2 separate regions of the Homo sapiens genome follow, and region 1 is linked to region 2. Evidence: chromatin loops called from intact Hi-C (ENCODE). Cell type or tissue: sigmoid colon. All regions are shown on one strand.

Region 1 (5,000 bases), 230 kb before region 2:
CCTGTCTCTATTAAAAAATTATTTTTAAAAATTAAAAGAACCTCTGTTTTAAATTATTCTTGATTTACACTGATGATGCTTTTGAGTACTTTAGAGAGTCATTAGCCACAGTGCTTTTTTTTTTTTTTTTTTTTTGCATTTGATAACTTCTTTGGCTTCTTACTTGATGCTAGTTTATTCACAGCCCTGGTGCAGGTCCAGGTACATGCCAGAAGTAGTAATATCTGCAATATGAAGTGATTTGAGCAGCCATTATCACCTTTGACCTATTTATAGAGTTTATATCAGTGGAGAAAAAGTTGGCTGGCAAGCAAGCAAAGCTGATCTCTGGTGGTTGCAATCTCACAATTTATATTTAAGTTCCGGGTAGGCCAAATTCAGTGCATTATGGACAGATCCATTCAGCTGTATTAATATTAGAGTTCCCTTTCTGTACTCTAACTTTTTAGCACTCCAGTTTCCCAGTCAGCTTCACTGTTGAAGGAAAGAAAACCGAAAAACTTACCACACTAAAAAAAAAAAGGAAGAGTTCCTTAATGTAATATGATAGTCAGTGTTCAGATTTCCCTCTTATCTCATAAATGTGTCAGATCAAGAGCCAAATAAGGTCTCTGCATTGTTTTGTAATCTGTAGGTTCCCCCTCCATTTCTTTTCCCTAGCAGATTATTAGTTACAAAAGAAGTTTTCCCAGTGTGGATTTAGCAGTTACATTCCTTTGGATTTCTGTGGTGGTGGTGGTAAACGTTTTTCTCTGACCCCTGGGTTTCTAGTTAATTGGTATTAGATTTAGAAGCTTGATCAGATTGTTTCTATAATATATATTCTTTCTCTTGCTTCTTTTGCAGGGGATGAGGGGAATACTTTATAGATGGTACTTGGATCAGTAGGTGCATAATATTTGGTTCCCTGTGATGTTAGTAGCTGTTGGTGATCGTTGCCCAGTTGTGTTAATTTGTTACTCATAATTCCTTACTCTGAATGGGGCATCCTCTCTCATCAGTCCTAGTTTGAGTCTTTTATGCTTGTTTATAGCTTCTTCAAACTTTTCTTTCTTTTGAGGATTAAGGGAAGGGATGAGTTGCTGTGGAGAAAAGGGCTCTTTCTACTATATTGTATTTCTGTAAGTGTTTTTTATTTTAGTCCTAATCTTTGGTTCTTGCATTGTCTGCATTGTCTATGCTGCAGCTTCTTGGTGGGAAAACTGACTCAAAATCCCAGCAAATAATTGAAAGAAGTCCTTCAAAACCAAATTTTTAAAAAAATTTTTTTCTGAGTTAGAGTCTTGCTCTGTCGCCCAGGCTGGAGTGCAGTGGCGCGATCTCAGCTCACTGCAACCTCCGTCTCCCGGGTTCAAGCGATTCTCCTGCCTCAGCCTCCTGAGTAGCTAGGATTACAGGTGTGTGCCACCATGCCTGGCTAATTTTTGTATTTTATTTTTGAGACGGAGCCTCACAGTGTCACCCGGGCTGGTGTGCAGTGGCATGATCTCAGCTACTTGCAACCTCTGCCTCCTGGGTTCAAGCGATTTTCCTGCCTCAGCCTCCTGAGTAGCTAGGATTACAGGTGCCTACCACCACGCTTGGCTAATTTTTGGTATTTTTAGTAGAGACGGGGTTTCACTAGGTTGGCCAGGCTGGTCTCGAACTCCTGACCTCGTGATCTGCCTGCCTTGGCCTCCCAAAGTGCTGGGATTACAGGTGTAAGCCACTGCGCCCAGCAGTTTTTGTATTTTTAATAGAGACGGGGTTTCAGCATGTTGGCTAGGCTGGTCTCGAATTCCTGACCTTGTGATCTGCCTGCCTCGGCCTCCCAAAGTGCTGGGATGACAGGCGTGAGCTACTGCGCCCGGCCTCGAAAACCAAAATTTATGGCCAGGTGTTGTGGCTCACACTTGTCATCTCAGCACTTTGGGAGGCCAAGGTGGGCAGATGGCTTAAATACAGGAGTTTGAGACCAGACTGGGTAACATAGTGAAACTCCGTCTCTCCTAAAAATACAAAAATTAGCCTGGCTTGGTGGCATGCGGCTGTAGTCCCAGCTACTCAGGAAGCTGAGGTGGGAGAATCACCTGAGCCTAGGAAGGTAAGGCTGCAATGAGCTGTGATTGTGCCACTACACTCCAGCCTGGGTGATAGAAGTGAGACCCTGTCTCTAACAACAACAACAACAACAACAAAGATTTAGGAAGATGAGTATTATGAATGCAATGGAGTCTCTTCATAGAATTGAATGTGTAAGGAGAGGGGCCTTCATTTGAATTTTAGTAAGATACTGCTTTCTACCTCATTTTGTGGTTATGTAGCCAAAGATACTTAGTTTCATAGTGCCTGATTCTTGCATATTTGCGTATACACACACAATCACTTTAAATGCAGTATTCTAAATGTAAGGAAACAGCTTTACTAGGCTATTAGCAGTTGAGTCAGTTTTTGTCTTAGGTTTTATGTAGAAAGAAAAGGGAAGTTACTCTGTGAGAAATCATGTTGATTCTATGTAATGGAATGTATTTTCATATACAAATGAATAGTACTTTTAAGCAAACAAGTTGTTTCATTAGTGGTCTTGGTTTAAAAGATTCAGTTGATCAATTCAACAAATATCAGATATTGATTATGTGTTAGGAACTGTGAGTGAACTGATACTGAACATGATCCCTGTTTTCATGGGAGATGCAACATAGAGGGCTGAGGGAGTAAGTAAAAACATTTAGGTGCATAATTTGTTTCTTTTCAGTTGTCTTTCTCATAGTGTGCTATTTATTCTCCTCCCTCATGTATAAAGTTAACTCTTAACTTCTTGGGCTTAAATTTCCTCTGATAGCTCTGTGTGTGCACATGTGCCACAGTCAGAAAAATCAGGTAATAATTGTTAGGTGTTAATTTTCTTGGATGATTACTAGTATTGTGATTGTCTTCCACCATTGTCATAGCTCTCTACTGTGCTAGCCAACTTGTCTAACTGAAATAACTTTTAAGTCTTTTTGTGACAATTGCTAAAGCCAGCAGGAAGTAGGTCCACAATAATGTTTGAAAGCCCTGCTTCATTCTAGTTTTATCTTCATGCATTGCAATTTGTCTCTTGTTTTCCAGTCTGCATATTCCCTATCCTCAATTCTTGTTTAAAAAACCAGGTAAGGCCGGGCGTGGTGGCTCATGCCTGTAATCCCAGTACTTTGTGAGGCCTAGGCGGGCAGATCACTTGAGGTCAGGAGTTTGAGACCAGCCTGGCCAACATGATGAAACCCCGACTCTACTAAAAATACAAAAATTAGCTGGGCTTGCTGGCTTACACTGGTAATCTCAGCTACTCAGGAGGCTGAGGAAGGAGAATCGCTTGAACCCAGGAGGTGGAGGTTTCTGTGAGCTGAGATCGTGCCACTGCACTGCAGCCTGGGCAGCTTGAGTGAGACCCTGTCTCAAAGAATAAAAATAAAAAAACAGGCAAAACTTCGAAAATACCTTAAGTTGGGCATTTTGGACAGGGAGGGGGGGCATTTTTTTGAAGTGTTTAGGTATAGAATAGGCAAACTTTCACAAAGAGCTAGGAGTGTTTTTATTTTATTATTTTTATTGATTGATTTAAAAGTTTATGGAGAGTGGTTTTTAAAGATGGACAGCTGATTATCATGAATTTTTTTTTTTTTTGAGACAAAGTCTTGCTCTGTCGCCAGGCTGGAGTGCAGTGGTGCTATCTCGGCTCACTGCAGCCTCCACCTCCCAGGTTCAAGCGATTCTCCTGCCTCAGCCTCCCGAGTGGTTGGGACTACAGGTGCACGCCACTATGCCCACCTAATTTTTGTATTTTTAGTAGAGATTGGGTTTCACCATGTCGGCCAGGATGGTCTCAATCTCTTGACCTCATGATTCTCCTGCCTTGGTCTCCCAAAGTGGTGGGATTACAGGAGTGAGCCACCGCACCCAACTGGTGATTTTTTTTTTTTTTTTTTTTTTTTGAGACGGAGTCTCGCTCTGTTGCCCAGGCTGGAGTGCAGTGGCGGGATCTCGGCTCACTACAAGCTCCACCTTCCGGGTTCACACCATTCTCCTGCCTTAGCCTCTCGAGTAGCTGAGACTACAGGCGCCCGCCACCACGCCCAGCTAATTTTGTTTTTGTACTTTTAGTAGAGAGGGGGTTTCACTGTGTTAGCCAGGATGGTTTTGAACTCCTGACCTCGTGATCCGCCCACCTCGGCCTCCCAAAGTGCTGGGATTACAGGCGTGAGCCCCCGTGCCCGGCCGAATTTTGTTTTTTTAACCTTACTCCCAACTATTAAAGAACTTACTACTACTTTTTTTTTTTTTTAGATGGAGTTTCTCTCTTGTTGCCCAGGCTGGAGTGCAGTGGTATGATCTAGGCTCACTGCAACCTCTGCCTCCCGGATTCAAGTGATTCTGCTGTCTCAGCCTCCCGAGTTGCTGGGATTACAGACATGCGTCATCATGACTGGCAAATTTTGTGTTTTTGTTAGAGACGGGGTTTCTCCATGTTGGTCAGACTGGTCTCGAACTCCAGACCTCAGGCGATCCGCCCGCCTTGGCCTCCCAAAGTGCTGGGATTACAGGCATGAGCCACCTTGCCCAGCCCTTACTACTACTTTTTTAAAAAGACGGCTGAGACAGGAGAATCGCTTGAACCCGGGAGGCAGAGGTTGCAGTGAGCTAAGATCGCGTCATTGCACTCCAGCCTGGGTGACAGAGCGAGACTCTGTCTCATGAAAAAACGAACAAACAAAAAATCAGCAGTAGATGCCAACTATAATGTTTTATATGATAACTGTCTTTTTTTTTTTGAGACGGAGTCTTGCTCTGTCACCCGGGCTGGAGTGCAGTAGCGCCATCTCGGCTCACTGCAACCTCCGCCTCCCGGGTTCAAGCAATTCTCCTGCCTTAGCCTCCCGAGTAGCTGAGATTACAGGTGCACGCCGCCACGCCTGGCTACTTTTTGTATTTTTAGTAGACACAGGGTTTCACCATGCTGGTCAGGCTGGTCTTGAACTCCC
Region 2 (5,000 bases):
ACCAGAGTGGAAGTTGTGGTGCAGAGGAGGGACCTCTGGTCTGGGGGTCAGGCAGTCTCAGTCCTGGTATTGAACTTGCCTCTGAGTAGCAGGGGCATGGCTTTCTGCCACTCAGTCCTCACTCTGGGTCTTAGGCTCCCCTTTTGTAAAAGGGAGGATTCAGGATAGATGGGCCCTTCAGGCGTCTTGCTTTCTTGGCTTCAAGGCATCCTGGAGATTACTGTCATTCTTTCTCATAACTGCACAATATTCCCCAATAATGCATGTTCTCCTATTGATGGACATTTCGTTGTTTCCAGTCTTTTGTACTTACCAGCCATAGAGCACATTTTGTTTGTGTATCTGCATGGAGTTATATGCATTTTGTCTTTAAGATGCCAAGTGGAATTGCAGTAGACAGGATTTGAGCATTTGTGATTTTCATGATCTTGCCAAATCACTCTCCTTAGAGGTTGCACCAAATTATAATCTTACTGCCAACTGTGGGCCCTGCTGTTTTACTTATGTGGTGAGGAGTAGTGGGTGGGAGGTCTTGGTGATCAAGCGATCAATACATCTTCCACTTCTAAGGTCACATGACCTCAGGGCCCTGCTCTGGTCAGATCCCATTTCTTAAGGCCCCAAATGCTTAGCCAAGCTTGGCTTCTTGCACCTCAGCTCTGCTGCTTCCTCTCACCTTGGCTTTTCTGCTTTCCAGCTATCCCTAATAAGAGAGAGAGAAAGCTAGAGACAGAGAATGTGTTCCAGGTGCTCAATGTCTTACTGGTGCTGTGCCTGCAACTATCATCATTCCAGCTTCTGTGTACACACACCTGGCTTCCCACAGTTAAGGTGGAGGAGGAGGCAGCCAGCCAGCTGTGTGAAGGACTGAACCCGTTAGGCTGTGAGACTGAGGGGCAAACTCACCATCCAGGGTTGCACTGACAGCCTCAGCTGAAGGCTCACCCTTAACAAGCTGAACAAGCCTTCTGACAATTGCTGTCAATTTCGTCCCAGGAAGATGCTGGCAGGACCTAGATCTTGGTTATGACCTGGAGCCATGCCCAGAAACACTCAAATCTATCACCAATAATTGTCCATGGGCCTGGCTGAAGGGGAGCCTCCCTGACAAACAAACAAGTGGAAATCTGTCACAAAGGAAGCAAACACACCCCATGACCAGGAGGGCCACTCATTCCTCTTGTTCTCATTGGTTTGGCTGCTGCATGGTAAACTCACTTTAAGCATCGTTTCTTCAATTGTCCAGGCTCATGAAAGTGGTCAGCAAGTCCTCCTTAAACTCTACACATGCCTTTGTAATGTTTACGGGAGGCCCTGCCTCACCCCCAATTATTTATTCATCAGACATCTCCTGGGCACCAGTGTGTGTCAGGTGCTGGCTGTGCATGGGTGGCAGATGCCCAAGGCTCTGTCTCCACTCTGGGGAAGTTGCTGAGATGAGCCTCCCAAAGTGAAAAGTGACAGGTGTCATAGACAAGGCAGGTAAGACACGCCTGATGGATTCAGGCACCCCTTAATGACAGCTCTTTTTGTTGGCATTCCCTTAGCACCTGATAATTTTGAGAGTTGAATGAAGGGAGAGAGCCAGGGTAGAAAGGAAACGACAGCCCCTTGGGGAAGGCAGTGTGAGGCATTGCAGGAGAGAGCTTAGCTCTTGGCATTTGCTGGTTTAATAGGGTCACTGGCAAGTAGCTTTGGGTTGGGTGAGTTTGCTGAAAGATAATTATGGTGGCATTGGCTGGAGAAAGGAAAGAGATTTCCTAGAGGCCTCTGTACTTGGCCTTTGCAGATGAGCTGACACTATGTGACTATCCTGAATAGGACGTATGCTCTGAGTCAGCTGATTAATTTTCACTCTTGCAGTTGAGCAAGGATTTGCATGGAGCCATTTGCATTTTCTCACCAAGTCCCCTTTGCTATCGATTGATTCATTTCAACATACATTTGGTAAGTTCCTACTATGTGCCAGCAGTGAGCTGGACAGCTGAGGTTCTGCCTCACGGAGTTGATATTCTATATGTGTACTAGTTTCCTGTCCCCAGCTGTGACGAGAGCCCATCCCAGGGAGGGGCACTTGGATCTTAGTTGGGGACCTTGAAAAAGTCTTCATGTTCCAAAGGGGTGAGGCCCTACTGAAGGAATCTCAGATATGGGTCAGATACTTGGGGCTGCTCACCCAATGTGAACAAAAGGGGGACTCCAGCAAGCCAGATTCAGTCAAGTAGCTGGACATGCAGGAATCACAGCCTGGGGCTGAGCCGTGTATGTGTGATCTTTACACCTCCCTGGTCCCTTTCTCCTGAACCTGTGGATGCCCAGTGAGAGGAGGAAGGGCAGGGGCACCATGGAGCCCAGCTCCCTGGAGTGGGGTCGATGATGCCAGGCTCCCTGGGCTAAAAGCCTCTTGTCAGCAGAGTAATTGGATCTGACTTGCAGCAGGCAGGGAGCAGAGGTATTCGAGTCAGTTGGTGCTATTTTTAAATGCCCTCTCTTCCCCAAGTGCAGATCTCAGCTCAGCGGGAGACAACGGCTCATCTCACAGCCCTGGGAATCAAAGCACAGCCCCCTCCCCTCAAGGTTTAAGTCCTTCCAACCCCATTCTTCAAAATCAGATCTCAAATTGGGCAACTGCCCACAAATCCTGCCATGATCATATGTCCCAGTTTGGGGAAGGATGGACTCCTGGGGCCATGGGGTCAAGGGCTGGTTTGGGCTGGTTGCCCAGTTGGCCAGAAGCAGACCCACAGCCTTGGTTTCTTGGTTGCCTGGCAGCCCCAGAGGGTTACCACTAAGCCTGCAGGCAAACATGTCCCTGCCAGTCTGCTGCTGTCTTGACCCTTGGTAGCAGCTCACAGCTGCCTGTCAGGCTCTGAAAACAGAGCAGAAAGCAGCCACCCTCCTGCCAAATGTCCTGCTAGGAGATGAGCCTCATACTGAGTGCAGCCCAGGGTAGTGGGAGGAGATCAGGGAGGCCGATGTCCAGTCATGTGCTGATGAGGCTGCCTGGTTGGTCAGTTTCTTCTCACTTGTCACACCTCCTCTCTCCTCCCTACTCCAGTAGCTGGCTGTTAAATGCTCTCCCTCCAGAGGATGTGGTCAGGCCGGAAGGGAATTGCTGGTGGTCCTGACTACCCCCACCCCTCCCAACTCTTAGAAAATGACAAGGCCGCCTCGGGCAGGTACGGAGATGCTGCTAACAGCCAACGCGGAGTGACCACGTTTCATGCTTCAGATGGCACACCTGTGGGCCAGGGGCCACCATATCTTGTTATAGATAAGGACCGAGGCCCAAAGGGGAGCCCTTTGGTCAAGGTCACTAGCAGATCCTCCCTCTCTCCCTGACTAGGACCCTCAAAATCCCCCAGAATTCCTGAGGCCTTTGGATGCAAAGAATGAGGGATGCTTGCACGTCAAACAACACAGCCCCCTCTCCGAGAAGCTGGAGGAGTTCCAGGAGTCTTCCCGCCTTAGCCGGGGGATGGGGGAGCTCAACTCTGTGGCACTCTGTTCAAGTTTGTTGCTTTGGGTGACAGATCTTGAACTCGGTTTTGAAAATTGTTTGGTTAAAACATTGCAAGCTGGGAACCCTGCCAGGTCCTCTTCTCTCTCGAGTGGAATTAGAATAAGGCAGCCTGCCCCGACCCGTTCCAAGGGTACTGATCCTCAAGTTTTATAAAGCAGCGTCGCTCAAGCCCAGCCCTATCCAGAAGTGGACCATGTGGTGACGTCCCAGGGACCCTGGGAAGATGCTCCCATCCCCAAATCTATCTGCATTAGCCTGTCCCACCGTGCCCAAACCCACAGCCTTGTAGGGCTTTCCTTGAGCTTTATAGTCAGTTCTGAGTGGGATAGGTGAGCGCTCCCTGGGTTTGGAGTCCTACAGAGCTCTGCAGGCTCTGTGGAAACCACATCTGCCTTGTCTTATTAGCCCTGCGACCTGGACTACGGGATAGCAAGTTGTTTACTTTCTTTGAGTCTCAGTTTACTTATCTCTTACCTGGGGAGAGAAGGTGAGCTGACATTTGGGAAGAGGAGTGGGAGACAGTTATTTGAGGCCCTGGGAACCCAGGGCAAAGGGGTGGGAGATGAGAAAGGGCAGGAGAGCAGCGCTTTTTCCATTCTGCTCTACTCACATTTAAAAATCATTTTACTCTTAAAAACTGCTCTGTGTGTTTTAAAAAGCACATTACATATGCACGTGGTAAGAATTCCTATGGTGCAAAAGGATGTACATACAGAGAAAAACACTCCTCCCCCTGCCCCAGCTGCCCAGGTTCTCTCCTCATGGGGAGCCTTGTTGTTATGTCTCATGGATCCTTCCAGGAATCATCTGCATGTTTACTTTTCTGCACATACACTGTAATCTAAACCACATAATTTAATTCAAAGTCATGCAGCATGCTCGGGTTCCTCTCTTAGAAATGTTTGCTATAATGTCCTTAATACCAGGCCTCATTTGTGTAGGGTGCTCTACAATTTTCAAGGCACCATCCCCCAGCAGTTCTCATCTGAATCCACGGCCTTCTGGAGGTAGAGATGGCAATATCGTTATGCTCATTTTGCAGGTCAGGAAGCTGAGGCTCAGAGAGGCCAGGCTGCTTGCCTAAGGCCACATAGTGAGTGACTGATTAAGACGGGACCTGAACACAACCTGCCTGACTCTCTGGGCAGATGTGTCTTCTTCCTTAAGGGAAACTGCTTTAATCTCCCTATGCTGTGTTGGTAAACAGCAGATGTTTATAAAAAATCATTAGCCTTCCAAACCAGGGCTCTGTGTAGGTGCTGCTTACAGGCAGACCTGACTAACCCCAGCAGGCCATGGGGCAGGTTGTGGAGACTCAGACCACAGCTGCTCTCTGTGTGTGCACACACACACGTGCAGACATACATGTACACACACACACATCACAGGTGCCACAACATGCATGTACATGCACATATCCATGAATAGACATATACCTGCACATGAACACGTTCACACAAATCCCACAGACACATGC

Evidence for each region. Peaks named below come from ENCODE experiments on the same cell type or tissue, not always from the same donor. Only the 100,000 strongest peaks of a DNase experiment are listed, where the experiment ranks them.
Region 1: it touches region 2 in a loop (2.6-fold over the local background); 7 of 110 quality-filtered maps call a loop at or near these places.

The regions. Positions count from the first base shown.
Region 1 is chr18:46,182,570-46,187,569 of GRCh38, forward strand. The region is part of intron 1 of ARK2N (arkadia (RNF111) N-terminal like PKA signaling regulator 2N); the gene reads left to right. Among named protein-coding and RNA genes, the nearest start is that of ARK2N, 11 kb to the left of the region's middle. In sigmoid colon, no CTCF peak of the experiment used is centred here; no DNase peak of the experiment used is centred here.
Region 2 is chr18:46,409,578-46,414,577 of GRCh38, forward strand. The region is part of intron 1 of ARK2C (arkadia (RNF111) C-terminal like ring finger ubiquitin ligase 2C); the gene reads left to right. Among named protein-coding and RNA genes, the nearest start is that of ARK2C, 78 kb to the left of the region's middle. RefSeq lists an enhancer at 2,186-3,136. In sigmoid colon, no CTCF peak of the experiment used is centred here; DNase peaks (open chromatin) are centred at 2,904 and 3,614.